Linked DNA regions of Mus musculus: all the other regions are linked to region 1. Evidence: chromatin loops called from intact Hi-C (ENCODE). Cell type or tissue: left cerebral cortex. All regions are shown on one strand. Links, peaks and the distances in the headings refer to the core of each region. The heading gives the core; the rest is flanking DNA. Region 1 overlaps Fcho2 (FCH domain only 2). Region 2 has its middle 14 kb from the start of Gm41033. Region 3 holds the start of Fcho2 (FCH domain only 2). Region 4 holds the start of Btf3 (basic transcription factor 3).

Region 1 (7,295 bases), core at 1,401-6,400:
AGCCCTCCAGGTAGGCATGGCACTGGAGAAGGAGGAGAGAGTTCTACATCCTTTTCCGAACAGATACTATAGTTTTTACAATAAAAATATTTGAGGTGCATTTATTGAGTGTCCATTCATGTATTAGATACATAAGAGACTGAATTTGAAGATACTTGTTCTTATTACAGGAATGCAGAGCAAATGAAAGCTTTTTGGAAATTATCTGGGATTTCGGAGAAATCAGACAGTGGAGGTAAGGGTGTGTTCCCTCTGTGACTCTGCTGCCCCGCCCCCGGCCGTTTTTTCTACCTTTACTTATTATGTGTATGAGTGCATGCAGGTGTGATCACAGGACAGCTTGCAGTAGTCAGTCCTCTTTCTTCCACTTTGTGGGTCCTGAGGATGGAACTCAGGTTTTGAGGCTTGGTAAGGCATTGCTGAGACATCTTATCTTGCCTTCGGTTTTTGTTCTTGTTTTTGATTTTCTTTTCTTTTTTTTTTAAGGCTTATTCACTGGAAAGTTTCCTCTTGGATTTTCATGTTTCAATTCTAGAACTGACCACTAGGTGGAAGTTAATACCCTACATAAGAATGTACAAGCAGAGATTCAGATCAGTTTTTATTCTTCTCTGTAAGAAAAATAACATAATTGTATAACTGCAAGATAAATGCTTCTAGTTACATAAGAGAAATGCTTAGTAATAGAATTAAAAAAACAGAACAGAACAGAACTCTCCCCATAGATAGCTCAGATAATTGCAAGTGATTGAGCTTATTCTGATAGTGGGGTGCCTTTGCTTTCCCCTCTGCAGTTACATAGAAACATGACTTTGACAGAATGCTTGTCTGTCTGTCTGTCTTGCTGAGGGAGCCTTTCTGTTCATTCCTTTGGAGTTAACATTAATCTTCAGTGCTGTGTGGCAGTTTTAAGGAGAAACAAGTTTATTGTCTCCTACTGACTGCATCTGTCTGTGTTCACCATATGGCTAGTTATCACTCCAGTATCTCCTCTCAGATTGTATCTTTAAAACTAGTGTACAGTTTCCATGACAACCAGCTCCCTATAATGAGGTAATCCTGGTCTCTCTTAGTAAGAGAGAGCCCATCTTCTTAGTTAGCCTCCACTCATTCTTCTTACTGAGCAACTGCTTTAGCTCTTCCAGTTTTGTTCAGCTTTTTCATTTTGAATATTTTGAGAATATCAGTGGTTTTTCTTCTTTAGTATTTCTATACAAAGGACCATCAGCAACTCTGGATTGTCTCTTTATTTATATCTCTTATGCAGGATCAGATTTGCTCTAGAGAGATAACCAAGCTGGTCTGAAGTTCCTTCTGTTGTTCAGTACTTACAGGTAGCATTTTAGTCAGTAGCTTCAGTGACTTCTCTCCTACCATAGAATTTTTTGTAAACCACACTGAAATTTTTAACTTAGACTGAAAGTAAATCAGAAATCCTGTGTATTAGGCTTACAGCCAACCAGCAAGGAAAAGAGAATGTCTTGTTCCTCTATTTAAAAGGCATGTGATAATTGTAAATACACCAGAAAAGGAATTTGTTCTCTCAAAAACAAGATTCATGTATTCTCTTCACGTATTTAGTACTTTTCCTACTGTTATTCAGGTATAAAAAAGTCCTATGTGAGGAAATGGGAGAATTTTATATATGTGATTTTGATGTTGTCAGTTAAACCTTTACAAAGAAAGACCTAGATTCAAACCCTGTAACAAAGTTTCTCTTTTATCTCAGTGCCCAGGACAGGAGCAGGAGACAGTTGTAAAGCTTAAGGGGGGTGGGGGTGGGGGTGGGGCTGCTCCTCGAAGGCGCTGGCCGCGCGGCTTTACAAAGCTAAGTTATTGATCAAGTGTACGACTTGCAGAGCCTTGTGGATAATGGTTAAACATTCTGCACTGTGATGTGCATCACCAGGCATGAGAGTGGAGGGCAGACCAGTTACAATACTTTATTCCCTAGTTCTCTGTGGTGTTGAACTTTATATAGGGGGATTAAAATGTCTTACTGCTGCTACTGAGCAAGTCTGTCTACTTCCCCGAACAACCTTCCTAATGCTGAGACCTTTTAATACATTTCTTCATGTTGTAATGACCCCCAACCATAAAATTATTTTCATTGCTACTTCATAACTGTAATTTTTCTACTGTTATGAATCATAATGTAAATATCTGATACACAGGGTGTCTGATAGTCGACCCCTGTGAGAAGTTGTTTGACTCTCAATGGGATCATGGCACTCTGGTTGAGAAACCTTTTCCTAACCCAAGTTAAATGAGGTTAGAAACCCTTCTAGACTTCTCCTTTCTTTCCTTTTAAATAGTGTGTTCTTTGCCTTGGCCCTACTGCAGACCCTCTTTCCTGTCACCTAGAGCCTTGATAAAATGTTGTATTGCCTTGCAGTTGGTCTCCTTACTTTGCATCTATCGCCTCCCCTCTCTTCTAGGACATTAGTCTGAGATTGTCTTCCCTTGGGTGTTACCTTTGTTATGTCATAACTTTTGATTGTGGCCTGGTCCTCGCTACTATTCTAGTCTCATCTGCAAGTGTTCCCCACTTTGTCCTGTTCTCCAGATACTGTGGTATAGGTGTGGTTCTCTTAAGTCTGTTCTCACAGGTTTCTCTCCATCCCGGTGCCTTGTTCTGCCTAAAGTGCACCCCGGCATGCCCAGCGGTATATAATGTTCAGTAGAAACGTGTGTTTTCAGACACCATTTATCAGATTCATTAGTGTCACTGAGTGCCTACTTGTACTGTAATCAGAATGGGATACTATAGTGTGTAGTTCCTACTACCTTGCCTTACGCTCCACGTGGACCGCACTACCTGCCCTGCCAGGTTCCCTTGGATCCTTGGGACACACACACACACACACACACACACACACACACACACACACTCACACACACTAGCTTTTTTATATATACTTCAGCTCAGTGGCCGGGCTCTTTTAAGCTTCTCTCAGCTATCGCACCCTTCCTTTCACTCCCAGCTCAGCACCTTAAATCTGCCCTTAGTTGCCTTCCTAAACTCCTTCCTGCTACCGCAGGCCCAGTCAGGGAAGCAGCCAATGGCCATTCCACTGCAGATCTCACATGGCTGGTGTCTGTTTTCCCTCCAAAGCATGGTGACTCTCTAGTCCTCTCTCCTGTGTCTGCTAGCCTGCCAGTGGAAAACTTGCGTGTGTGCCCAGCTCATTGGCTGCTAGAATCTTTATTGATCAATGAACAGATTCTTGATGAAAACATCAGAACCACCTCCTACAGGATGCATTGAACAAATGACTATATCTGAAAGAAAGACTTACAGTATACCTAAGGGGTAATGTTGTATGAGTAAAATTTAAAAAGATGTGACCATCCATTTAGCTCGGTTGGTGAGAGAGAGCATGGTGCTAATAAGTAAAGACGAGTATGGAATAGTGAGGCTGATGCCGTCCTCCCATCCCTCCCTTTCATCCCCCTGGACTGCATGGTCTGGTATTCAGCACTCACTTCTCTTTACTTTGTCTTGTCCTGAGTCTGTCCCCAACGTGGACCCCCCAGTCCCAGCGTTTCCTGTGTGCTGTCCTCTGTGCCTTCCTTCATCTTTGTTGACTCACTTTAACATGAATGAATCACAGGCATCTATCTAAGTAGTATCCATCTTTGAACATTACTGTTAGGAAAAGGATAGATGAAGACTTCTTAGTGGGGACTGGTGAGATGGCTCAGCAGTTAACTGAGCTTACTTCTCAGCAACCACACGGTGGCTCATGACCATCTATAAAGGGATCTGATGCCCTCTTCTGGCATGTAGGTGTACATGCAGACAGCGCTTCTACATTTAACTGGGGAAAAAAAGATTATATAGTGCAAATTCCGGCTCACTGAATAAGATTTGATTTCAAACAGGACAATGGTTTGTTTACTACATGCATCTTAAGAATTTACCATTGGCTTAGTAAGTTTAGCTTAGACCAGTGGTTCTCAACCTATGTGTGGGTTGAGACCCATCTAGAGGTTGTATATCAGATATTTATATTATGATTTATAACAGTAGCAACAAAGGTAACTTTATGGTTGGGGGTCACCACAACATGAGGGCACCATGTTAAAGGGTTGAAGCATAGGGAGGTTGAGAACCGTTGGCTTAGATGCTCATTTAGCTTTATTTGGTGTGCAGTGTATTTTATCCATTATGAGGTCTTTCTTCTTTTCTTTGCAGGTTCTGGATCCCTCAGAGCAAAATTTGATCTTTCAGAAGGACCCAGCAAACCTACAACACTGGCAGTGCAATTCCTCAGTGAGGGCAATACGCTCTCAGGAGTGGATATTGAGCTTGTGGGTACTGGCTATAGACTTTCCTTAGTAAAGAAGCGCTTTGCCACTGGTAAGTAAGTGTGGGAACATGGAGAACACTGGTGCTCTAGCAGTTTATAATTTAAAAGCATGGAATATTCCCCCCCTCCACCTTACACAGACATGCACACACACACAAGTTGTCAGGTAGAGGCAGTCTTGATAGAGTGTTTTCTGTTATCAGCATAGATATGATTATAATGACTTGTCAGTGACAGGCTGGAACTAGAGTTCGGTGTCTGTAACCACAAAAAGCATTGTGGCCATTTGAGTATATTTGAAATTGTAATTAATGGTCTGCTTGGTGTTTTTTAGGACGATACTTGGCAGATTGTTGATGGACCCCGAATGCGGTTTTCTCAAGGGAATAGTGTGCACCTGCCACTCTGCCTCGCCTGTTCCTTCCAAACACTATTTTTACTTGTATGATGTCTTTCAAATTTGCTCTTTGAAAGCTGACTACAAACATTAACTTGCACTTTCAAAGTGTCATTGAAAGAAATAGCACTGAAATGACCTTGTACACAGTAAATGATCAAATGCAATATTCTGGAAGCACATTAATTCAAATTGTCACTAAAATGAAGTCTATTATCTTCAGTGTCTGTGTTCTTAAAAAGGTTAGAATGTAGTAACAAGCCTAACATTTCAGGAGAGCAAGCACAGAAGTTATTTAGCTTTCCATAAGTATTTAGACTCAGAGTTACCTTTGAAGTTTCGTAAGTTTTATGTTGAATAAATATAAACAGAACGTGAATTTTTAGGCTTTGAATGTTAACTCAGAGCTCAATCTAATTGAGTTATGTGCCATAAGGAAATCAGACCAGAGTCCAAGTTGTATGCAAACAAAAACCATCCCTATAATTTTATTCTCATAAGCATATTAATAAAGTGTAAATGGTGTTTTATATGATCTTTGAGATTCTCAAGTGCAATGTGTTTAAAATAAGCTTACAAAGGACTGCAGAACAACTTACTTCTGCGTTAATTAACTTTATAGAAGTTGTGATTGTTTTGATGAATTAATGCTGTAGATTTAATTTATTTTTATATGGACTACATAATGTGTGCCTTTTAAAACAATAACAAAAACCAGAAATGTGCCTCTCTAGTTTGTGTTAATTAATGTGCCTCACTTTCTCCTCACTCTGGATCTTGTATTCAGATTCATACAGTGCTCAAGCATATTTAAAAGATATTTGCAATTTTTAAAATACTTTTGGCTTGTAATTGAGAAGAAAATTCAAAATAACTAAAAGATAATTTATACTTAAAAATCCTGTCTCATTTCTTTAGTGATGTACCGTAGCCACTAGAAAAACAAATCAGCCTAATGGAATATGTTTACTGGGAATAAAATTACCTTTAGATATTCAACATTGACCTCATTATAAATGCGTGAAGCAGACAAGCTCTGAAACTGTGGTGATAAATTGGTAACTGGTATTTTAACTGTAATTTAGCATTTCCCTTGACCCTACTTATCAAAGAGAATTTACACATTATTGTGTTGTAAACACAAGTTTCCTAGCATTTTATAAATAATTTTTTGAAAAGATTCATTTTAGCAGTGAGAGAAGTACTGTCACTTGTTTTATTTTAACAATTAGAAAGTTGTCAGATTCCCATATGGTAAAAATAGGTCAAGTATGTGAAGTGGTGAAGGATTGGATTAAGAGATTCTGAAAATGAACTGTTCATACAGAGTAGTAGCTTTCTAGCAAATTCCGATTAACAAAAGAAATATATGTTTTAGACAAAGTTTCATAATTTACAAATGGGAATTTATGATAAATACCAACGTCTTTTTCATTTTTCATGGAAATGATAGCTTGTGTTATATCTGGTAAACCATTATATAAAACACTAATTTTGTTAATTTTGTTAAGCTTTACAGAAAATAATATCCCTATTACTAGACATTAATATAACGTCTTGCTATACTAAACACAGCAGAAATCTATTCCTTTTCACAGTATGTAATACAAAATGAGCATTTTATAGTCAGTGTTACTCCAATTCTAAATTTAGGTTTGACTTAGGTAGACATAAGACAATTTGATCTTTACTAACTAGCAAAATTAGAATTTCTAACTCTTATGTTCTTTAAAATGCCAGTTACAATTACACTTACTAAAATCTGACTAAATCTGCTTTTATTGGGCAGTTGATGCTTTAGTATTTGAAGTTTGACACTGCTGCAATGTCTGTTTTTAATCAGGTGTTACCTTGAGATGTTAAACTGCTTGGAATGGTTAACCTTGTGCACTTTCTTAATCCCCATAGCCTTTATACTGAGTGTCAACATGCAAGTTTATATTGGGTACAGGTTACAATTTTAAAGCCATATGAGTTTATAGTGATTCTTTTTTCCATTTAAAAATTCACTAATGTTAAAAAAAATTTAAAAAAAGAGGCCCAGTAGATTCAGTGGGAGACTATCTTATCTAGCAAGCTGGTTCTTGCTTGTGTACAGTGATAACTTTGTAGCTGCTTCTTTAACTAAGAATTTGTAAACACAGAACTCTTAACACATGTGAGCTTTTAAGGATCGTTATTTACTACTTTGGGTTGTAATTAGAGCACATCTATCTTCCAAAATTTTGTAAATATTTTTGATTTTTTTCATAACATGTAAATATTACATAAAAGTTGTATTCCTAATAAACATGTAATATATAATTTAGCAATTGACTTTGTGCCTTTGTGTCCCTTTTAATAGATGATAGATGTTAGGACAGTCAAGCAGAGGAAGGAGATTGACTTTTCACAAGTTGGAAGTTTAGCTGGCTGGGGTCTTGCCTTGAGGTCAACACTCCCTTTATCCCAGTTAGTATCAGGTTCTCCTTAAACTTTTCATCTCCTAGATAAACACTGGGCCTGGCCAAGCTCCTGATGCTTCTCACATTGAAGGCTTGGTCGGCTTCCTTGCTCAGCTCGTTTGTTTTCATTATAGATATGCA
Region 2 (7,295 bases), core at 888-5,887, 140 kb after region 1:
CTTTTGCTGCCAACTGTGGACGCTCACTGCTGCTTGCCCAGTAACAGATGTCGATAGAGGGCGAAAGAAAATATTCAACAAATAAACTTCACCAGGAGATTCACAGACTGCCAGTTGGGGAGTTTGGTCATTTCCCTCACAGAGACAGGAAGGTGTGAACCTGTTTACTTCTGGCTGTGATTTTATAGCTCCTGACACACCAAGGTTGTAGTTTTCGCTTGTAAAATCATGCCTAACACATTTGAGAGGTCTGATGGTCTCCGTGGCAACCTGCGGAGATGACTAATTTTGCAGGTAGTTTAATCTTTGGGGAGTCTACCGCCTGGGGATTAGAACCTGACTGAGGCTAGTCCTCCTCCGAGACAAGAGCAAGCAGGAAGAGAAGACTACCACGCACGTCAGTTCGGAATATGTGACTTTTTTTTGTACTTTTCCAACCAGTCAAGAACTCATATGTGGAGTTTGGACTGGAAACTGGAACTCAGTGGGAGGTCTGTGCGAGTGGAGGATGGGGTGTTCCAGGCTTTCACAACACAAAACAGGTGGTTTCAGCAGTGTTTTGGTGTGGAGGCAGAGGAGGGAAGAAGGGAGGGGTAAATACAGAGGGGGGAGGGGCTTCTGGGAGGATGGGACCCAACCTCCCAGATCTGCTCTGAACTATACAGAGTAAGAGATGAGACTGTGAACCTTCCTGGGTGTTGCTGGGGACAGCATAGGACTGTCCAGAGGCCCAGGTAGGAACCCAGAAGCTGGTCTGGCAAAGGCTTTTCTGTACGGGAAAACCAAAGTATAGCTCAGAGTCCTTAGAATGAGAGACATAAAGAAATGGAAGTCTAGCCAAGCAGGAACTTCCCCCAAAGAAGACTCGAGAGCCCAGTGGTAAATCTTTCCTCTTTCCGAGCTGTGATGTGGAGTCCAGCTACAGGCAGGACCAGCCCAGCCTGTGACAGGCTTTAATTATTTTAGCGTAAGAAATGTGTGCTTTGTAAACATACCAGATGTCTTTCTTTTGTTTATTTTAATTTTTTGTTTGTTTTATTTTTGTTGTCACGGATGTTGTTGTTTTAGTAGAACTTTAAGGATGGGGGGGGGGGGACAGGGTCCTTACCCTTGTTTGGGAAGGTCCAGCTGGAGAATCAGAGAATCTTTTTCCAGCTCAAGACCCTGGGGAGGTAAATCATGAAAGTGTGATAAATCAGGACCCCAGAAGTGGCTGCTCTGGGATTCCCTGGGGGGCTCTTAGTAACCTCCTCAACACATTGCATGGATGGGGGAGGCAATGGGATTGTGGAGGATAGAAAGGAAAGCACCAGGGGCTGGAGAGGTGGCTCAGCGGTTAAGAGCACTGGCTGCTCTTCCAGAGGTCCTGAGTTCAATTCCCAGCAACCACATGGTGGCTCAGGACCATCTGTAATGAGATCTGATGCCCTCTTCTGGTGTGTCTGAAGACAGCTACAGTGTACTCATAAAGAAATAATTCTAAAAACGGAAAGAAAGAAAGAGAGAGAGAGAGAGAGAGAGAGAGAGAGAGAGAGAGAGAGAGAGAGAGAGAGAGAGAGAGAGAAGCATCCCCTGTTAGGCATCAAAATGAACAAGTGATCAGAGCCCCACCTTTTCTCACAAGCCCAACAACCTCCTTACAGAGCTTCCTGGACAACAGGAAGTTGTTCATGGCTCGTCCACCCAATGCTGTTGCTGATCATTCCCTCTTTTCCACGAAGAGCACAACACATCTAAGCCTGCAGTCTTTGCAGCAGAACTGCCTGGCATCAATTAGCACCAACTTCTGGCGAATGGCAATCCTTAAACAAGCATGGAGATGTTCGCAGTGTGAGTATTTAACACGATCTATAAATGAGCACCCATGACTTGGCCCCACAAGGCAACCAGACTCAGGCAAATTGTGACCCTGTGACCCAGGGATAAGCCCGTGACCAGAATCAAGTCCAAGGGTCCAACTCCCCTCATCTTCATCAAGCTTTTCAGCCAACCACACAAAAACAGATTTCCCAGGGCTGACAACAGACGGATTAAGCCCAACTGCTCTTGTTCTAAGATGTCTTCAAAAACAAACAAACAAACAAACAAACAAACAAACAAACCAACCAAAGCCCACAACTTCCCTGTTCACAGTGGGGGAGAAGCTGTGGGTGTGGAAGCAGAGGGGGTGGGTAATTTATTCAGGAGCTGGGAAGCTGAGAAACAGATTTGAAGACAAATAACTTCAAAGCCCTCAAGAGAACGTCCATAAAACATAAGCCAGCCAGCCAGCCAGCGAGTGAGTCAAGCCCACTTGGAGTTTCTAGGGAGGAACGTTTACCAGCACCACGAATAATTTTTCATCTGTCACGAGATCCTGAACCAGCAGAAACCTGGATGACCACAGGGAAATGAGTCTCCATCTGCTCTTGGTTTCCCAAGCCATATTCGTCAGGGGCGCAGCAAAAGTCAGGAAGCCTACCCTCTTCAAGCACATTCGATTTTCACCTTGTTTGACAAACGGAGGATAGTATATTTTTTTGGCAGCTGAAATCCAGAAAGGCCACGCACCCACACTCGACCAGATGCGGAAGTCCTTTATAGGCAGTAACCTGAAACACATTCTTGTGCCTGGCCCTGCCAAAGGGCAGCCAGGCTGGTTCACCTGGGACGAAACTATGCCCTTGTCCATCTCCTAACTCCATACTGTAGATCCGCTGTCCTTCCACCGTAATCACGTGACTGCCCAGAAAGCCAGCCAGGTCCTTGGTCAACTGCCTTAGATGGCCAGCTCTGGAGGACCTTTCTCCTGTCAGAGCCCACAGGGTCTCCGTACCTCGGCGTCACCCAATCGACAGTTTTTCTGCTCGGTGCCCCCCCGGCCCCTGCCCCCCCTGCACTAACTCAAGTGTCTCCCATCGGGTCTGCGGCGGCGGCAGCGCTGGTCCTAAGTGACCGAGAGACCCACGCGGTTTTCCCTGAATGGCCACGAGGGGGCAGGAAAGAGGCTCGAGGCCGCAGGTCAACCCAGCTCCTGGTGGCGCAGAGGCGCGGAGCAGGGACAGAGCTGGCAGCCAGGAGGCGGCGGGGGCCCCCAGGAGTCCCGGGAGGACAGTGAAGAGACGCAGCTGGGTCCGCACCGACGCCGCCGCTCTGCGACTGGTCCGAATCCCTGGGTTCTGCTGGCGCGGCGACTCGAAACCGGGAGTCCTGCAAGTGGTCGCCAGGGAGCTCCTGGCTCTCTGAGCCGGGAGGTCCCTTCATCCCTCACACGGACATTTCATCCTGGGAAGAAAGGTGTCCATTTCTTCCCGCCTTCCCTTCTGCCTCTGAAACCTCCCTGCCCCGAAACTGGAGACCACTGTTACCCTTCCACCCGCCACCCCAACCCCACTATATATTTGCATACGCGGAGTGCAGAGTTGCTGAAATTAGCCCATTAGACTTTTGTGACTCAGGAGCCAGCTTTTGATATATGATTCACATTGGCTCCCTCAGCTACCAGTTTCCACAGGTTTCTGTCACCTCGCCCCAAGAAGATACCGTTCAACCGGTTCTCCTCTCTTTGCCAAGCTTTGTCCCTTTTTCTTCTCCCGGATTCGAATGCGTTCTGAATCCTTGGAACTGGAGCTAAACAATGGTTCTGGCTCAGCAGGGTCAACATAGATTTAAAAACAGACTGATCAAAGTTCAGTGGGATATTTGTGTGCTTTTGAGCGGACATTTAATTCTTTGATTAAAAATATTTTCCAGTTTTCTCTTTTAAGGAAAAAGAAAACTCTTGGCTTTAAAAATATTTGCAGTGCTTTGTTTCCTTGGTGATAATTATTTTGGAATATCTAATAAGATATATAAAAATGATAATGTAAAATTTTATTGTTTTTTTCAAAACAGACCTGGCTCAAAGAGACTAGGGAACTATTCTGATGCTAATAAGCAATCGAGTAAGAATATGATTTTAAAAGCCTTAACAGCAAAACCAAAGAAAGCCTGCTTTCCTCCTCTGGGCCTAGCTATCTGATGTTGTGTCTCAGTGGAAGGGAGCAGGTGGGCCCCTCCCAGAGCTCGGCTTGTCTGGGGCTACAGCCCCCCGCCCCCCCCCCCAGCCGGCCTCGGCTTCAGGCTCCACTCTCTCCCACCCCTTCCAGGAGGAAGCTAGTCCAACCTGACAGAGAGCAATGATCTCAGTGTACCAGCATGCAAACGAGGGACAGCGAGGCTCCTTCATGACACTGTGGCCCAGGGCTCCTAATATCTGCGCCAGTGGTTTGCTCCTTTTATGTCAGGATCTTCGGTTACTCAGTGTCTAGTTCTCCAGCAGGGCAGTGGCCCAGGCGGTCGGATTTTCCACTCGCTCTTCTGCTGGCTTTCTACCTCCACCCCTTGGAAATTCGGGCGATTTGCTTGCATCTCCAGCAGAGGGTAGGCAGGAGAAAGAAAAAAAGCTGCGGTTCTGAGTTGACTGTTCCAGGGTTGGTGGGAAAAGAGCCGCGCTGTTGGCTAAAATGAGATTTGGGGATTATCAGTGGATTTAATCTGGTCTCACATTTACCATCTCTGCAAATAATTAGAGATTACTAGTCACATTCAGAAGTTGCATTAACCTCAAAGAATTCACAGAAAATCTAAATAGGCTTAAATCCCATCCCGGGATCCAGAATGTGAAGTGCAAGCTACCGTTCCAGATAATTAACATTTTAGGCTCTCCCCTCCCACGGGGGCGGAGCTACAACGACACCTAGGTGTGTGAATAGACTTGAAATACAGTATGAAGGAGAGAATAGCCCAATAGGAAGAGGACCAGCCGTGCAACACTGCTTCCTTCTCTAGTCTCCAAGAGACTATTCTGATTCGGGAGGTGTTGAGAAGAGCTTTGTTTTTAGCATGTGTTGGAGGCCACCAGGCAGCGGTTGATTCGCAGGGCAATACCCACTCTGCTCCTGAAGATCATACTGGACATAGAGGCCTCCTGTGGGGACAGGGAAGGGGATTACAGAGAACTTTAGTCCAGAGCCCTGGTGAGAGAGCACCCTTACATTGGCAGTCAAGTGAGAATGCTGTTGGTCCTACAAAGTTCGTGAGAACTGAATGTGCTGGTGTCGCTGTGGTGGTTAACGTTTTCGGAGACGTTTCATAACCGTTCTTTGCTTGATCTCCATGGTAACTATGAGGTAGGAGAGGAGCTCTGACGAGGAAAGACCCAAAAACTAAGAATAGAGCAGAATTGGAATCTCAGCCTTCACCTGGCATCCGATTTTATAATACTCTAGCTTCTTATTTGGCTACATTTTCATCCTTGCTGTATGTGTTTTTTTTTGTTTTTTGTTTTTTTAAATGGCCACTACACTAAAATGAACTCACTTCTATTTGCTTAATTACATCGATTCTACTCCCGAGACAGACATCAGGGCTACATAAACATTGTCTCTCCTTTGGAATGCAAGCCCACTCCTTCGCTTCTTCCCACTGACTGCGTTTCTCCACCTTCATAATCAGCAGAGCAGCTCCTAAGTGACTGATGACATGCCATCCAGAAGCCACTTCATTCCCCAGGGCTTCCTTTCTGTGCCTGGAATTTGAGTGGGGACTGGGATTCTCCAAAGAAAATGAGCAAGCTCACCCAAGAATCCCCAGGCTCCAATAAAATGTTTAGTGTGTAATAACTTCAAATTGTTATATCCATTCATATTTTTAGAAAGATTTTAAAAAATACTCTGACATACCTCACAAGCTGATAGTCTGATCCATGCTCAAAAAAAAAAAAATCAGAACCAATCAACACCATTCATACAGTTGTGGTAGAGACCTCCAAAAGTGTTTCCTTCAACCTCTGCCAGCCTGGAGGTGGGGGTAAGGAATGGTAATATTATTATATAAATATCTGCACTGAGTTCTTGGAGAGAATTGCATGATGACCATATATGGTAAAAGGTACATCCCCACCCCCACTCCCCCAAGATGCTGCTATTGGAATATGTTAAAATGCATATGTCTCCGTTCTGTTCCCGAGAAGCTGGTGTGCAGATGTGAGGGGCCGGGCTTGTGGAAGCGCTGCTGTCTACAGCTTACATGTTGTCTACCAGGCCCCCAGAATGTTTTTTAAAAGGCACTGTGCAGAATGAGGCCCGGACCTTCTTTGACGTAATTGTCTTTCTTTGGAGAGACATCTTGAAGGAAAAGATGAAGATTTGAAAAGGGGATTAATCTCCTCAAACCGATCTGTAACTTTCCCTGTACTTTGTAGGAACTCTTTAAACACAACAATAACCACAGCAAATCCATCTCATGGTGGATACCTACCTGAGCAAAGTCTCTGTTTAAGGGGCTGGACGTCCCTCTCTGGTTTCTGACCCTGCCCAGCCAACTCTGTCTTAGCTGCCGCTGTGAATGGAGACTCGAAGCCCAGACTGAGTTCTTGCTGGGGAGTTTCCATTATAAAAGTTGAGCTCTGGTAGCCTGCCATAATTCAAATATAATTTCCTCTCTATTTTCTGTGCTCAATGGACTGTTACTAGCACAATGCACTTTGAAACGTGGTACGGTGAGGCAAGGAGGGGAGATCCAATTTTAAAAGATCCAATTTTCTTGGTACGCACGCTGGACAGATGTTGCAGTGGTTAATAGGTTTGTACCTATCTTCTAAATGCAATAATCTCTAACCACCGCTTGATCATTACAGATTTACAGTCACTATAATTTATGTTAACTTATATCTGGGATTCTTTCCCCTCCAATGTTTGGTGGCCAACTGCTGGCCGACTGGCATGTTTCACATTAGTCAGCAGACCTCTTAAATTATTCCTGTGAAGTAATTTATGGCGGATTACAAATTCTTATATGGCATTTTAAGTTAGTGATTAGGCAGGGAGATATATCAAAAGCGTGGCTGGTCATGTTATGTGTCTGACTTGTGTGGCTCAAACTCTATGTGTGCTGTATAAGGGTTGCTTTTCACTCCGGGGAGTGCGTGCTTTTCCAGTGAAAGGCAAAGTATTTTTAAAGGAAAGAGGAAGAAAGACGGGCACATTCTTCCAGGCTCTCTTCTCTAACGAGAAACACTCACCAAATTACCTTCTGTTTCACGAGAGCCGTTTGTAAGAATGGTTAAGCAGCGTAAGCTCGCACGAGGTGATGATGGCAGCAATCTGTTGTTTCCTATTTAAGGTCCAGTGTATAAAACTTCGTTTAAAAGATGAGATTTTTATGGACAATATTAATGTCTCTCACAGAAAAGGAGCTGGTCATGAGATGGCAGACTCCTAACATGAGGAGAAGCGGGATAGAATCCCCATCTTCCTCATTCACGCCTTCTTTTC
Region 3 (7,295 bases), core at 904-5,903, 87 kb before region 1:
GTGTGTGTGTGTGTGTGTGTGTAAGAGAGAGAGAGACAGACAGACAGAGAGATAGACACACACAGAGATATGGTCATTTAACGCCTAGAATTTCAGGATCCTTTCTTTCTTTTTTTTTGTTTGTTTTGTTTTGTTTTGTTTTGTTTTCAGGTTTATTACAACAGCTCCAATTGGTGTTTGAAATTCATCGCAACTGTAGGCTGAGTGACCTGAAGGTTAGAGAGACTGCCAAGTCCAGAAGCTTCGGCATCTCCTTGGTGTCAGGATCCACCTCAGTGATCTCTTGATCTAGGGCTGAGACCTCAGGAACATAATTCTCCTCTCTCTCTCTCTCTCTCCCTCTCCCTCTCCCTCTCCCTCTCCCTCTCCCTCTCCCTCTCCCTCTCCCTCTCCCTCTCCCTCTCCCTCTCCCTCTCTCTCTCTCTCTCTCTCTCTCTCTCTCTCTCTCGCTCTGCAGCTTGATAGAGATGCCTCTCATAGGACCTCTCTGAATCTACTTCATCAGATGGGTCACATAGCCAGCTATCTTGTTCCGAAGTTTCTAGCTGGGGATAATGGAGGTCTCCTCCCACAGGCGCTTGTTACTGTGGAAGCCATTACCCAGGTGTGTGTAGTACTTCTCGATGATGACCTGGGCCGCCTTCTTCACAGTCTTGGTGTGAACTCGGCCCATGTTGGCGGGTCTCAGTAAAAAAAGGAAACTCGGGGATCCTCTCTCGCACTAAGCCTGGTGATATTAGGAATCCAGTACCAGCCGCTTTTGCAGGGTGAGCTTTCTTACTCCTTTTGTTAGAATTTTCTTCTATCTTAAGCACCAAGGATAGCATAACTGGGCTGATGGTTTACAAAACAAAAGCAAATATTTATTTTAAATGGAAGAGTTAACATATACAAGAAAAACAAAAACAAACAAACAAAGGAGAGATTGCTCAGTGGTTATGAGTATTAATGCTCTTGGAGAGGACCCTGATTCAATTCCAAAGTCCACATGGTGATTCACAACTTTCTGTATCTTCAGTTTCAGAGGATCCCACACGCTCTTCTGGTCTTATTGGGCACTAGGCACACACATGGAATTCATACCTAACATGCAGGCAAATCACTCATACACATAGACCTTTTAAAATAGTATATGGAAATAGCATCTTTCCATCATTCAACTACTTGTATGGCCAATCTTGTTCCTCCTATACCCTAGTCTTCTGCCCTGCTTCCACCAAATACTCCTGAGCAGATGCTAGATGTCTTAGCTTTACGTGAATATTTCTGAAAGATATTCTTATAAAGGCACAACCTTTGTCTGGTTATCTTTTGCTATCGACTATATAAAAGATACATGAAAAGTGTTTACATACATCGTTTGGGGAGGCAAATAATTTCCTTTGAAGAAAGTGCTACATTGTCCATGTTTGAAAACGATCTTAGGACGTGCGGTGTTCATACTGTAGTTAAAACTACACTAAATCATCTCTGGAGCTTGACTTCCAACTTGCAGATCTTTGACTTAGCTTAATGAACTTGGGACCTCTAAAGTTTTTTAAACTTTTGGAAAGAAAGGCATGGCGAGGGATTTCTTTTCCCCATCAGGCCGAAGCATGTTAAAACTTGTGTCCTTTCCTCCTGGGTGTACAAACTGGTAAGATTACCACCATGGGCTTTGTGAACAGGCCTGGAAGAGTCGCGTTTCGGGTCACGCCTGCTCTCGGCAGGCGGTCCAGGCCGGCTGGCTCCCTTGTGACCGACTGCACTGCCTGAGTCTTGCAGGCGACACTGGGCGTTCCCTCCCTTTCCGGCCTTGGACAGTTTTGTTTTGGATCTTACTTCCCAGTCAAGGAGAGGCTCCCTGTTGACCAAAGGTTTCCCAGTCTCCTTGGGGTGGCCGGCTGCCAAGTTTCCTTAGTCCCAGTCTGCCAGGACCTGGGACTGCTGGAGATCCTAGAAGGCCAGGACGCTGGACGCGAGGGGGCGTGGCCCTATTAGCTCCGCCCCCCGGGCCTGCGGGTAGCTCGACTCCCGCCAGCCCCGGAGGCTCGCGCAGACTAAGCTCTGTACCATTCCTTGCGAACGCTCGGACCCGGACAGGCTGCGCGCACGCGCACTCGGGAGCGACAGTCAGGCTCTCGCCCCGTGGTGGCGGCGGCCGCGCCTGCCGCTAGGTGGCGCATGCGCCCTAGAGGGCGCGGGCGGTCTCTGGGAAGAAGGCGGCGGCGGCGAGAGGCGGGGGCGCCGTAGGGGCCGGTCCGTGTTTACACAGCGGCGGGCGGGTGCGGACGCGGAACCCGGCGCGGCGGCGGCGGCGGCGGCGGCGGCGGCAAGATGGTCATGGCGCATTTCGTGGAGAATTTCTGGGTGAGCGGAGGGTGTTGGGGACGCCGCGGGCTTCGGTTTCTCCCCGCGGCCTGCGTGCGCGGCGGGCGGCGGCTCCTCGGGCGGCCGAGCGAGAGTCCACGGCCCCGGGGTTGCCCGGCCGAGCTCCCGCGGGCCACGGCTCTCCGGCCACCCGCCTCCTCCGGGTTGGCCACTGCGCGCGGCGCCCGGGCTGGCAGCGCGGCCCGGGAGTCTCGGCGGGGACTCCAGAGGGCCGGCGGCGCCGGGCGGGGACAAAGCGCCGACGGGGCGTGCGTGCGCGGCGTCCGGCGCGGGGAGCCGGGCACCCGGCTGGTCGGCTTCCCGCGGCGCAGGCCCGGGACCCCACGCAGAGTCCGTGCAGGGCCGAGCGGGCTCGGCACTTCCTCTTGGCCGCGCGGCTGGGCTGGTGGGGGCTGCGCCCAGGACTTTGCCTTCAGGCCTGCTCACAAAGCCCGTGGAAGTTGGGTTTCGTGGACCTTCCTCGGGCTCCCCACACCCCTCTAGTCTCCTCGCCGTGTGATTTCGTGCAGTTGCTGTTAGCCGATCGTGGCAAGTACGCTTCTGCCATGAACAGGAAAGTTACGTGTTTACTCAGGTATCTTGGCCGAACTTGGGTTTTCGTGGCCCGACAGTTGCAAATACGGCACCACTTTCATTTAGGTAAGGTGTTGAAAGGAGTCAGCTTTCAGTCATGCCAGCTACTGCTAGCTGAGATTCTTAATTCAGTCTCAAGCACGGGCTTGAATACAATCAGTTCATGGTTATTTGTTTTGAATGTTAATTCGCTTTTCGCAATCATCTGTACTCGGTGGTGTTTTTAAAGAGCGGTTTTATGCATGCACTTAAAGTGTATACTGTGAAGAGTTCCTCATTGTTTTTTTGCAAACATCACCACAGTCAATTTTAGAACAATTTCATAACCTCAGAAAAAATCCCTTACCGGTTAGGAGTCATTCCCAGTTTGCCCCTTGTCTCGGTCCCTAGGCAACCGATCTGCTTCTACAGTTCCGTCCTTTCTGGACCCGGCTCTCTGATGACTATTTCACTTACCATAGTATTTTCAAAGGTAATCCACGAGATAATACATATTACTATTTCATTCCTTTTTATGATCAAATAATATTCCATTCCCTTTTTTACTTATCTATTCATTGGTGATGGATATTTGGTACCCATCGCAACGTCTCTTTTATTATGAGTAATATTGCAATGAACACTTTATACAAGTGTGTCAGAGCATGTGTTTTTCTTTGTAGAATGGAATTTACTGGATCACGTGTTTAACTCTATATTTGCACATGGTTAGCCAAAGGGCCAAGAAGCAGATGGAGTACTCTTTCAGTCAACTGCTAGACTGTTCCTCAGAGTGGCTACAGCATTGCACCGTGCTCTGCAGTGTCTCAGAGTAGATGTACACTCACTAACACTTGCTATCTTTTGTTACTATGAGGTGGACATGAAGTAGCAGCTTGTGCTCTTGATTTGCATTTTTCTGTGGCTAATGGTGTCAAACATTTTTTTCCCCATTTTAAGTATTTTTCTTTGGAAAACTGTAGACCCATTGTCAGTTTTAAAATTTGATTATTTTTATTGCCTTTTTGTTATTGAATCCTTTTCATAGTCTGAATAATCCTCCCAAACCTTGTGCCCTCACACTTATTTAAAGGCAGTTTCCTGGCCTTCTGATCCTCCTGTCTCTGCCTACAGACTGCTGGGAATACCGGTGTGTGTCATTTCTATTAGCCCTAACTTTTTTTTTTTTTTTTTTTTTTTTGAGATAGGGTCTATTTACATAGCCCTGGCTGTCCTGGAGCACACTGTGTAGACCAGGTTGTTTTTAACTCAGATTGCCTGCTTCTGCTTCCCAGGCACACCATGCCAGACCTTTAGATACATATACCGGTATACCTTCCCTCCCTCCTTCCCTCCCTGCAACATACAAACTTTATTTACTAAAAGTAACAGGTAAAATAAAACATGCACTTGTATTAAGAAAAGAAAACTACAAGAAAATTTGTTTTCAGTAACTTAAAAGAACCTACTTGCAGTTGTATTTAACTGAGCACTTGTTGATAAGAGTGAAAGATTTGTGTGTTTTTCAAGTATTCACTGAATACTACCTTATATACACATAAACATTAAATTTGAAAAAGATTAGATGACATTAGATGTGTGTGTGTGTTGGAAAAGGTGTCTAAAGAGAATGTGCAGTTTTGACTCCTGAGTGGTGTACTGAACCCGTCCTAGACTCTGTTGAACACCAAGGCTCCTCCACTCCTGTTCAGACATCAGATGAGGTTTTGTACCTGTTTAGAGAATTCTCTGTGTAACACGACTGCCAGAACCCATAGTGCTTGCCTATTAGGCAGGCATGGAGGGAGCAGGAAACCAGAGGAGCTCCATGACCACCTGATGGACATTGAAGCGACTTTAGTAGATGCACAGATACACGGTGTGGAGATAATGTCTCCCTCCAGAAGACTGCCTTTTTATTGACAACGTCTTTTGAAGTCCAGTTTGTAATTGGATAGCATCTTGAAGTCCAACTCCCCACTCTTCTGTCACCACTGCTTTTGTTGTCCTGAGGCTTGTGCTAGCTAACCTGATGTACTTCTGTTTTCTTAGAAGACTTCACAGTTTTAGTTCATCTGCTTCCTTCTGTCATCTATCTGAACATAATCCTGTGTGTCAAAGAAAGGGACTGCTTCCTTCTTTGCAAGTGCATGGCCCGTTTCTTTTCTTTTCTTTTCTTTTCTTTTCTTTTCTTTTCTTTTCTTTTCTTTTCTTTTCTTTTCTTTTCTTTCTCTCTCTCTCTCTCTCTCTCTCTCTTTCTTTCTTTGATTTATTTATTTATTTATTTATTTATTTATTTATTTATTTATTTATTATATGTAAGTACAATGCCCAGGAGAGGGCATCAGATCTCATTACGGATGGTTGTGAGCCACCATGTGGTTGCTGGGATTTGAACTCACGACCTTTGGAAGATTAGTTGGCGCTCCTAACTACTGAGCAATCTCTCCAGCCCCCGCCAGTTTCTTTCTTTCTTTTTCTTTTTCTTTCTTTTTTTTTTTTTTTTTTTTTGGTTTTTGGTTTTTTGAGACAGGGTTTCTCTGTGTAGCCCTGGCTGTCCTGGAACTCACTCTGTAGACCAGGCTGGCCTCGAACTCAGAAATCTGCCTGCCTCTGCCTCACAAGTGCTGGAATTAAAGGCATGTGTCACCACTGCCCGGCCCAGTTTCTTTTTTTTAAAGGGTCTTTCTTCATTGAGTTTTGGTGACACTTTTTTAAAATATCACTTCACCATGAATGTATGAATTTATTTTTGGATTTTCAATTTTATTCCATTGCCTTATTATATGTCAGTAGTTACTATACTATTTAATACAGATTTGTATAATGAGCCAGGAAGTATACAAGTCCTATGTGTTTTTTTGTTGTTGTTTTTTCAAAAAAAGATTTTGGCTATTGGGGTCCCTTTATTTCCATATGAATTTTAGGATTACTCCATACACTTTAGACTTAAGGGGAAACTTAGAACACTGTTATAAAGATTGCCTAGGGATTGATGTTCTTAGGCCAGGTGCAGATAGCAAAGCTGGTTATGACTTGTGTCTGGAAGCCTGACCCGCAGGACTTGTGTAGTAGGAAAAAGACTCCTGCACTTGCCCTGTTAGCCTTGGCTGGTAGACATCCCCTACACATCTCATAAATAAACACATGTAATTACAAAAGAAAAGCTTTCTTTTTTTGCGTGTTTTGGATATGCTAATATATATATATATATATATATATATTTTTTTTTTTTTTTGGTTTTCGAGACAAGGTTTCTCCGTATAGCCCTGGTTGTCCTGGAACTCTGTAGACCAGGCTGGCCTCGAACTCAGAAATCCACCTGCCTCTGCCTCCTGAGTGCTGGGATTAAAGGCGTGTGCCACCATGCCCTGCGATATGCTAATATTTTTAAGTTTATTAACAATTTTAAATTTTTTTCCTGTTTCAGAGTTGTTCTGTCAGTTGAACATTAAGAATAGCCTTGCTTTTGCCTATTTCAAAATACACGTTTCTGGATATTTTTGTACATATTTTTCATGCCTCTTGTTTGACTGAATTAATAGAGGAACAAGAATAATTTGAATATCTGAAATCTAATTTATGTTTCAGTCTTTACCTTCGTTTTTACTATTAGGAACAGATAGGAAAATATATTAAAAATAAGTTGAGGTTTATTTCCTAGTCTGGAATTGGGGCTCTAAGAGCATGAAAGGCTCTCAGGAGGCAACAAGGAGCAGGAGAGCTAGGAACTGTAACTAAGCAAGCAGCTTAGGAAGGGCTCATCGTCTCTGCCTTAAACATCTTACAGATTTACGTAGTTCAGGGTCATTTATGAAGTAATTCTGTAGAGTAGAGAATCGAATATTTATTCCCTCCAGATTTCACAGTGTTAAGAAAATAAAGTTTGTCAAAGTTCAAAGCATATTGTACGTGGTAAATAGATGCACGTCTACATACACACACATTTTGTTCAAAAACAAAACAAAACAAAAACTGGTCAAGGTGAGGTAACAGGAAACGTTGAAGTTTAAGTCTAACCAGACAACATATGAATGGTGTTCTCCTTAATGTCTCTAAAGACAGGCCTTTCTACTGTGGCATTTGACAGAGGAAAGCGTGACTCAGTGAGACGCAGCTGAAGCTCTTGTGAAAGCAGCACACCCTCCCTTTTCTTCATGGTTTTTCCTAAGTGAAACTGCTACCTTAAACATTCCTAATACTGCACTGTAAAGAAAAACACGCTCACGACTTCCTACAGAACAGATGTTTTGTTGCTGATAAGTCTGCTGCCCTAAAGCTTAGTGCTATTGATAGTCAGGCCGAAATATTTTTTCCTGTTAATCCACACCAGTATTCTTAATATGTAAAAAACAAATGTTAGCGCTTTAACA
Region 4 (7,295 bases), core at 1,343-6,342, 410 kb after region 1:
TTCTCTATGGGTACATACTATGTATGTGGGCTAAAGCACTCCTGTTGTATGAAGGTGTGTCTCTGTATATTCTATTGTTAATACCCTCCGAGAGCTAAATACGGGCAGGATTTTGGTATTGTTACTTTATGGCCCATCACTGTTCTCAGTATTTTGTTAAATATTGTTCTTCCTCATCTGCCTAAGGTAATCTAGAATTGTATCTGACTGGCTGTAATAAAGATCTGACAGCTAGGGCTGGAGAGATGGCTCAGTGGTTAAGAGCAATGACTGCTCTTCCAGAGGTCCTGAGTTCAAGTCCCAGCAACCACATGGTGGCTCACTACCATCTGTCATGAGATCTGATGCCTTCTTCTGGTCTGTCCAAAGCTAGTGACCATGTACTCACATACATGAAATAAAGAAATCTAAAAAAAAAATCTGACAGCCAATAGCTGGGTAGGAAGTGTAAGGCAGAACTTCCCAGCAGAGAGAGAGAGAGAGAGAGAGAGAGAGAGAGAGAGAGAGGAGGGAGATTCACTAGAGGCAGGGGTCAGTGGGTTGACCAGAGTGAAGCAGAGGTAGAGCCAATCCAGTCAGGTTTAGAGGAGTTGGGAGACTGCCCAGCAAAAGGCCTAAGCTTTAACATACTAATTTTTTTTTAGTATTTTAAAATTTAACTTTTAAAATATTGAAAAGCCTACGTGCCATTATTTATATCACTGGTGGGTCCAAGATGGTCCTACTATACACTACCTGTCAACAAATGGAGAATTTGGAGAGAGGAAAAAAAACAAACAAAAACAAGAAAAAAACAATATTTCTGTGGCAAAAAGGTGAAAGAGATGTAAAAAGCAAGATTTTCCGAGACTTGGCAAGCTAACGTATAGATATCCACGTGGGAGAGACAGATACTGGAAGGAGAACACAAAGAAGTTTAATGGATGGTATGCCCATTGTGGTTCTCTGACAACTAGCACAGGAACCTGCCTGAGAGATGCCTCAGGAGAAATGCCCTTGTCACATCACCTTATGACCTCAGCTCAATCTGTGGGACCCATAGTGAAAGTAATTCAATTCCCAATAATTGTCTTCTGTCCTTTACACACACACACACACACACATGCACACACGCACATTCATCTTCAGTCATTTCTCAAAACTTCTTGTGGGTCATAATTCCCCTTAAGAATTAAGCCTGAGCTGGGCAGTGGTAGCACATGCCTTTAATCCCAGCACTCAGGAGGCAGAGGCAGGTGGATTTCTGAGTTCGAGGCCAGCCTGGTCTACAGAGTGAGTTCCAGGACAGCCAGGCTATACAGAGAAACCCTGTCTCAAAAAAAAGAAGAAGAAGCAACCTGATGTCAAGTAAATACCTGGTTCTTGCTGAAGCCAATTCAAGTTCCAGTCAGAGATGAAAATGACCATATATTTTGTTTAGACATGTCCTATGAATCAAGGAGAGCAATCATGTTTTTTTTTTTTCTCGAATTCTGTTGACAATGCTAAGTAAGCAGCTCTTGCATTGTTCTATATGAGCAGTAAAGGGTGGGAGGCAAGCCTTTACACTTGCTGTAGACAGCCGGAGCAAGTGGGAAATGGTAGTCCTGAAGACAGACCGCAAATGGTAACTTCTAGAGGAAAAGTAAAACAATAACAAAGTCCTTCGATTGTTTTTTAAAAGGCTGGTATATAAATATTAGCAAAATCTGAAGTCCTGGTGCAGCAAGGGTCAAAATAAACATCGTCTTCCTTACAGTTTGGTGATTTTCAAAATCATACAAGTCTTCTATACCATGACAGAATAGGGGAAAAGAAACTAAGTCATATTTCTTGAATATAGGCCTAAAAGATGAGACAGGTATCAGTTACATATTGTAGAGTTTTATGTAAAAATTCAGAAAATATCATGATTAGGAAGTTTCACATACTTTCAGTGTAATATGAAGAGTAAAATATTCTACAGATAAACATTTCTTTAAAAAGAACTAGTTAGCCGGGCGTGGTGGTGCATGCCTTTAATCCCAGCACTTGGGAGGCAGAGGCAGGGGGATTTCTGAGTTCGAGGCCAGCCTGGTCTAAAGAGTGAGTTCCAGGACAGCCAGGGCTATACAGAGAAACCCTGTCTGGAAAAACAACAACAAAAAAAAAAAAAAAAAAAAAACAAAAACAAAAAGAACTAGTTTTACCTTTTATCCATCATATGTAACACAGTCATGTTTTATATATTTTCTGTAGCACTGAATTCTGTTGCCTCATCTCAGTTATTTGGAGAATGGTTAGGTACTTCATAGGGTAGACAACAAGCATGGTTTTCTGAGACAAACTTACTTGTTCGGATAAAAGAAACATTGTTGTTGTTTCAAGAAAAAGAACTTGTTACAATTTTCTACATAGCAACGTAGTTGTCTCTCCCGATTTTTTAAATGACTCATCGCTGTTGCAAGAAACTCTTGTGTAAAAAGGTTTCCAAGGGGAAAAAAAATTGATTTTAGCTAGAGTATTCATTTCGGCAACTTTTCTGGATAAATTGTATTCTCTAAAAATTCTAACACAACTTTCTCTTTGGAATATTCAAAAACATTTCGTAGCTAAGATTGGAAAAAGGCTTAAGCACACAGAATTTTCACTTAACCTCTTTTTCTTTTTCGTTTTTTAATCTTCATATAGGGATTTTCTAAGGTTATCTTAAAATTTGTCTGGGAATGGTGCTAGACGACTATAATCCCAGCATTGGACAGAGGGGCTCTGAGGCCGGAGAATAGCTGTGTGCTTCAGACTAGCCAGGATTACTTATCGAGACACTTTTTAAAACAACCATCAAATTATGCAACAACAACAAAAAACAAAAACAAAAAAACAAAAAAACGACAACCACAATTCGTGCTGGAGTTCGGCAAACTTTAACTCACAGCCACGTTTTTACCCCCAAGCACGCAGGCTCAAATTCATCTTGGAAGAATTCAAGGTAAAGTTTGCTCCATCGTGAATGCTTCATGGTCGAATCCATGACGATTCGAGATCAGGGAGTCGATGGTAGAGGTGTAGAAGGGTTAAGAGGTTACAAATCTTGTTACCCTGTTTCAACCTTGAATAAACCGAATTGCTGAAGGGTGGAGATCTGGAAAGCATTCCGAACATGCTTTCTAGACATTCTGAGTCGCGATTTCTACATCACCCAAGTCACTTAATTTTGGAAAGCAACATTAGCCTGGCTGATTTCGATAGTTTTTTATTTACACCCGGCATTGAGCAGACACTGCAGCCTACTGGACAAAGCTGGACGCCCTACGGGGTGGCCACAGGGCAGACTGATTTAACCACAGCTCTACAGGGAGCCTCACTGTCCGATCTATCCGCGGCCTTTCCCAGGACCGCGGACGGCGACCGCGGGTCCCAGCTCTCCGGTGCTGCTCCCGGCCCGCCGCTGGACGAAAGGAAAGAAACAGCCGCGGACCGGCCCCCGGCTGCGCATGCGCGGCGACGCCAACTCCGCTTCCTGAATTCTGGAGGAAGTGGCGTCGCGTTACTTCCGGCCTCCCTCTAGCTGCCATCTTGCGTCCCCGCGTGTGTGCGCCTTCTCTCAGCTGGTCTGCCCGAGACCCCCTGAGCGTGAACCTTAGTTCCCCGCGCGGCGCCATTTCCACTCCGACAAGGTACAGAAAAAAGGCCGTGGACGCCGGCGTGGGAGGAGACCGGGAGTTGGGGGTGGGGCGGGCGTTTCCCGGCAGGAGCGAGGCAGGGAGGGGACGGACGGAGCTGAGGAAAGCGATGCGACGGACGGGCGCTCCCACCCAGGCGGACTCTCGGGGGCGAGGGCGAGCCAGGGGCGGCTGGCCCGGGGCCGAAGCGACGCCCTCTCTCCCTCTCGGCGGAAGCCGAGGACGGGAGTCTCAGGTACCGCGAGGCCTGCGGAGAGTGGCCGGGCCGGGCAGGCCGTGGCGAGGCCTCGGCCCAGGCCGGGCAGGGCGGCGGGGAGCGGGGGATGCTCGGTCGCCGTGGGGCTGAGCCCGAGGCCGGGCCGGGCCGGGCGGGGGAGGGGCGAGGGGCCCTGTGCGCCCCGGCGAGCCTGGAGGGGTGAATTGGGGATCCAGGCCTCAGCCCGAGGGGGACGACGTTCTCCTGCGAGTGTAGCGGGAAATAACGAGCGTGGAATGCTGGAGGGGGGGCCCGGCCGTTCTTGTTCTTGGCTGAGGATTTTTTTTTTTCCTCTCTCTTTGTAGATGAAAGAAACAATCATGAACCAGGAGAAACTCGCCAAACTGCAGGCACAAGTGCGCATTGGTGGGAAAGTAAGTTTCTTTTTTTTTTTTCCTCCTTTCTTTTTCTCTCCTCTCTCTCTTCCAAAGTTCCGTTTGCATTTCTCACGTTGTTGGGTTTTTTGTTTTTTGTTTTTTTTGTTGTTGTTGTTGTTGTTTTTGGTTTGGTTGGTTGGTTTTTTGGGTTTTTTTTGTCACTTTGCTTGGCAGGGGACATTTCGCAAAGCTAGCAAATCCAAGGGAAATGAGACCAATACTAAGAGACAAGGAGGAGATAGATAGATAGATAGATAGTAGGGGTGAGGTCGGTCATCGAGTAGAGAAGAAAATAGCACTTAAAAACGGTGCCTTGCTTGCAAGAGGTTCAGGATTATGGCGCATATAAACAAATGTTACTGGATTTTATGAATGGGGGGGAAAGTATGTTCTCTGCCAAATCTTTGTGTACCGTGTACCCTTGACTTGTACAATGTTGGGGGTGGTTATTTTGTTACCTTTGAGTTGTCCTGAGATCCAACACATGTTTTGGTACATGCTAGAGGACCTCTCAACTCCCAAACTGCATTCCCACCCCATTTTTTTTAAAAGTAAGTTAACTGAAAGTATTGGCTTTTCCTGTTCTACTTAATGATTAGGTAATTTTATTATTATTATTATTATTATGAAGATCTTCTGCTCTTCTGCATTGCTTTCTGAACTAAATGCTCAACAGACTAATTGTCTTTTTTAGGGTATTTGAGGATACCTTCCTATTTAAATTCGTGAACAGTGTTAGGTTGGGAAATCCTACCTTAGCACATGTCTTTTGTTCCTCAACCTTTGTAATTATGCTACAGTGAGAGAATGCAAATGTGTTGGCAGGTTGGTTTCTCCAAGTGGATTCTGCTCTGAAAGAATTGAACTTGGTGTTGGTGCTGGGTCCACTCCAGATGAAGAGCTCCTTAGTTTCAAGTATCGAGTTAGCACATTCCTGGTGTTTAACAGGTTGAAGCATGGAGTCTCCGAGAAACCTGTGGAGCTTCCATAGTACAAGTTTATTACCTATTAAATTGTTCTAACTTTAACTTTTACTGAAGGTAAATCTTCAGTAGTCTTCTGAGAGATAAGGAAATGTGGAACGTAACATAACATAAGTTAGGAGAGTTGGCACCAGCAGTAAGCATCCTGTTTGCCTTTGCTGGCAATTGTAGTCTTCAGTTTGCACTCAGGACATTAACCTTAGATGCTTCTCGACCTTTTAATTTTAAGGCAGAAGCCTTCAGGTGCTAGGAAAAAGCTGGGCTTGTTTTCTTTCTTTTTAGTTTCTGGAGTGATGTGCTTGTGTGCAAGGTTGTTCCTCTTTAATTACTGGGTTTTATGTTTTAGCATCATCAATACATGGAAAATGAAAGCCTTCCAAGTCAGTCTCATAGGGATACTTTGTATCTAGTCTTTGTTAAGCTAAGACAATGTTTCCAGTTATAATATGGGAACATTTTTTCTGTACCTTTTAAGAAACTTTACTTATAGAATGAGTGAATGTAGCCTTAGAGAAAAGTAGTGTAAGATTCACATGCTGTTAGGTGAATATTATTCAAGACCCTTTTCAGTGTCTAATGGAAAAACTGACAATCTTTTAAGTTCTACATTTGTGAAATGTGTGAGATCTATAAGTGGTAGTCTGTATTTTATAATCTAAAATTTTCCTGGTTCTTATTGTTGTAAAAGTTTGTTTATAGTCTACATAAAGTTGGAAGTAACATAGCATGTCATGCATTTAGTGCAGAGTTGAGGAAAGACAGATTGGACGATGACTTGATAGGATTTTAAAATATGACTAACAATAAAATCTAGAAAAAATGGAGATGTTTGTGAAGTCCTTTTGTTGAGTGATTGAGAAGAGCCCTTTTCGAGGGGAGAAGAAATTTGCTGGGGAGGGGGGTGAGCAATGCAGGGAAGAGGGAGAGAGTTGAGAAAGGTCTAGTTGACTTACGAGAGCTCTGTGGGTTAAGAACTTTCTACTCTTGGCTATAATAGATATTTGTATACAGATTCATGAGTTGTTTGTATACTGTCTCATCTGTGAATATTAAGCTATTGATTTTTCTTTGAAAACAAGAGGTAAAGATGAGGCTTAGCTTAGGTTGAAACATGGCCTAAAAAGACTTAAAATGTCAGGGCTTGTGAAAGACTTTTTTGCACGTGGCAAACTGGTGCTTATGAAGAATTCCTATGTCATTCCTTACTTCCATCTTAGCCTGTCTTTTGAACTTCTTAGTTTGTGGGTTTGATAACTACCGTTAGTCTTTATTATGTATTTGTTTTTACTTGAAACCAGGTCTCAGTTGTTTTGCTCTGGTTTGCCTAGAACTCAGTAAGGTTAGCCAGGCTGACTTCATATTCAGAGATCCATCAGAGTGTGCCACCTTGTTACATCTGATTAACTGTCTTATACGGAAGCAAAGGTCTGAAAAGAATTGGAGAAGATCTGCTGCTGTGTCAATGTGTCGTTTCCCCTCTTGCTCCCATAGGGAACTGCTCGTAGGAAGAAGAAGGTGGTTCACAGAACGGCCACAGCAGACGATAAGAAACTGCAGTTCTCCTTAAAGAAGTTAGGGGTGAACAACATCTCTGGTATTGAAGAGGTACGTGCCAAAACGTGGTGTGACTGCAAAGTTTAATGGTCATGTATTAAGTAATTGTCGTGGCTCTGCTGTTAGCATTGTAGTTCATGCCCCATGCCCCATTAGATGTTTAGATGTTTGAATGTCTTGGGAGGTGTTCCTGCCCTATTAACTAAACAAATGATCAAGGATATTGTGAAGCCAGAAAGCTGTTCCTTTATACATTCCAGGGAAGTTGTCATCCGTGCTTCAGAGGGGAGGAAAGAACTGCACCACGTAGCCAGAATCCAGTTTTTGTTTAATAAAAACATTAATTTTAAAGGAATCTTTGGTATTCGTTACTTACAACAATTATTTTCTTTATAGGTGAACATGTTTACAAACCAAGGAACAGTGATCCATTTTAACAACCCTAAAGTTCAGGCATCCCTGGCAGCAAACACCTTCACCATTA

The links. Hi-C counts contacts between places; a loop is a spot of excess contacts. Peaks named below come from ENCODE experiments on the same cell type or tissue, not always from the same donor. Only the 100,000 strongest peaks of a DNase experiment are listed, where the experiment ranks them.
Region 2: a loop joins it to region 1, with 2.8 times the contacts of the local background. A loop is called at or near these places in 11 of 42 quality-filtered maps.
Region 3: a loop joins it to region 1, with 6 times the contacts of the local background. A loop is called at or near these places in 4 of 42 quality-filtered maps.
Region 4: a loop joins it to region 1, with 2.3 times the contacts of the local background. A loop is called at or near these places in 2 of 42 quality-filtered maps.

The regions. Positions count from the first base shown.
Region 1 is chr13:98,723,129-98,730,423 of GRCm38, reverse strand. It overlaps Fcho2 (FCH domain only 2), which reads left to right. Exons shown (of 26, transcript NM_172591.3): 24 at 171-235; 25 at 4,199-4,363; 26 at 4,648-7,018. The coding sequence ends at 4,670. Among named protein-coding and RNA genes, the nearest start is that of Gm9465, 8.5 kb to the right of the region's middle. In left cerebral cortex, for the core only: a CTCF peak has its summit at 3,779 (motif pointing left); a DNase peak (open chromatin) is centred at 3,746; H3K27ac peaks cover 187 bases.
Region 2 is chr13:98,584,822-98,592,116 of GRCm38, reverse strand. No RefSeq gene overlaps it. Among named protein-coding and RNA genes, the nearest start is that of Gm41033, 14 kb to the right of the region's middle. In left cerebral cortex, for the core only: CTCF peaks have their summits at 2,991 (motif pointing right) and 4,384 (motif pointing right); DNase peaks (open chromatin) are centred at 4,420, 4,784, 5,095, 5,433 and 1 more place; H3K4me3 peaks cover 802 bases; H3K27ac peaks cover 1,893 bases.
Region 3 is chr13:98,810,130-98,817,424 of GRCm38, reverse strand. It overlaps Fcho2 (FCH domain only 2), which reads left to right and starts at 1,976. Exons shown (of 26, transcript NM_172591.3): 1 at 1,976-2,349. The coding sequence starts at 2,317. Gm34995 (a long non-coding RNA gene) reads right to left here and starts at 1,444. Exons shown (of 3, transcript XR_382806.4): 1 at 1,356-1,444. It also overlaps the pseudogene Gm18134. In left cerebral cortex, for the core only: a CTCF peak has its summit at 2,140 (motif pointing right); DNase peaks (open chromatin) are centred at 2,076, 2,782, 3,301 and 3,667; H3K4me3 peaks cover 2,612 bases; H3K27ac peaks cover 2,292 bases.
Region 4 is chr13:98,313,206-98,320,500 of GRCm38, reverse strand. Btf3 (basic transcription factor 3) reads left to right here and starts at 3,534. Exons shown (of 6, transcript NM_145455.3): 1 at 3,534-3,876; 2 at 4,203-4,271; 3 at 6,749-6,862; 4 at 7,208-7,295. The coding sequence starts at 3,751. It overlaps Gm9828 (predicted gene 9828), which reads right to left and starts at 3,385. Exons shown (of 4, transcript NR_137279.1): 1 at 2,892-3,385; 2 at 1,356-1,427. In left cerebral cortex, for the core only: a CTCF peak has its summit at 3,505; a DNase peak (open chromatin) is centred at 3,480; H3K4me3 peaks cover 2,246 bases; H3K27ac peaks cover 1,025 bases.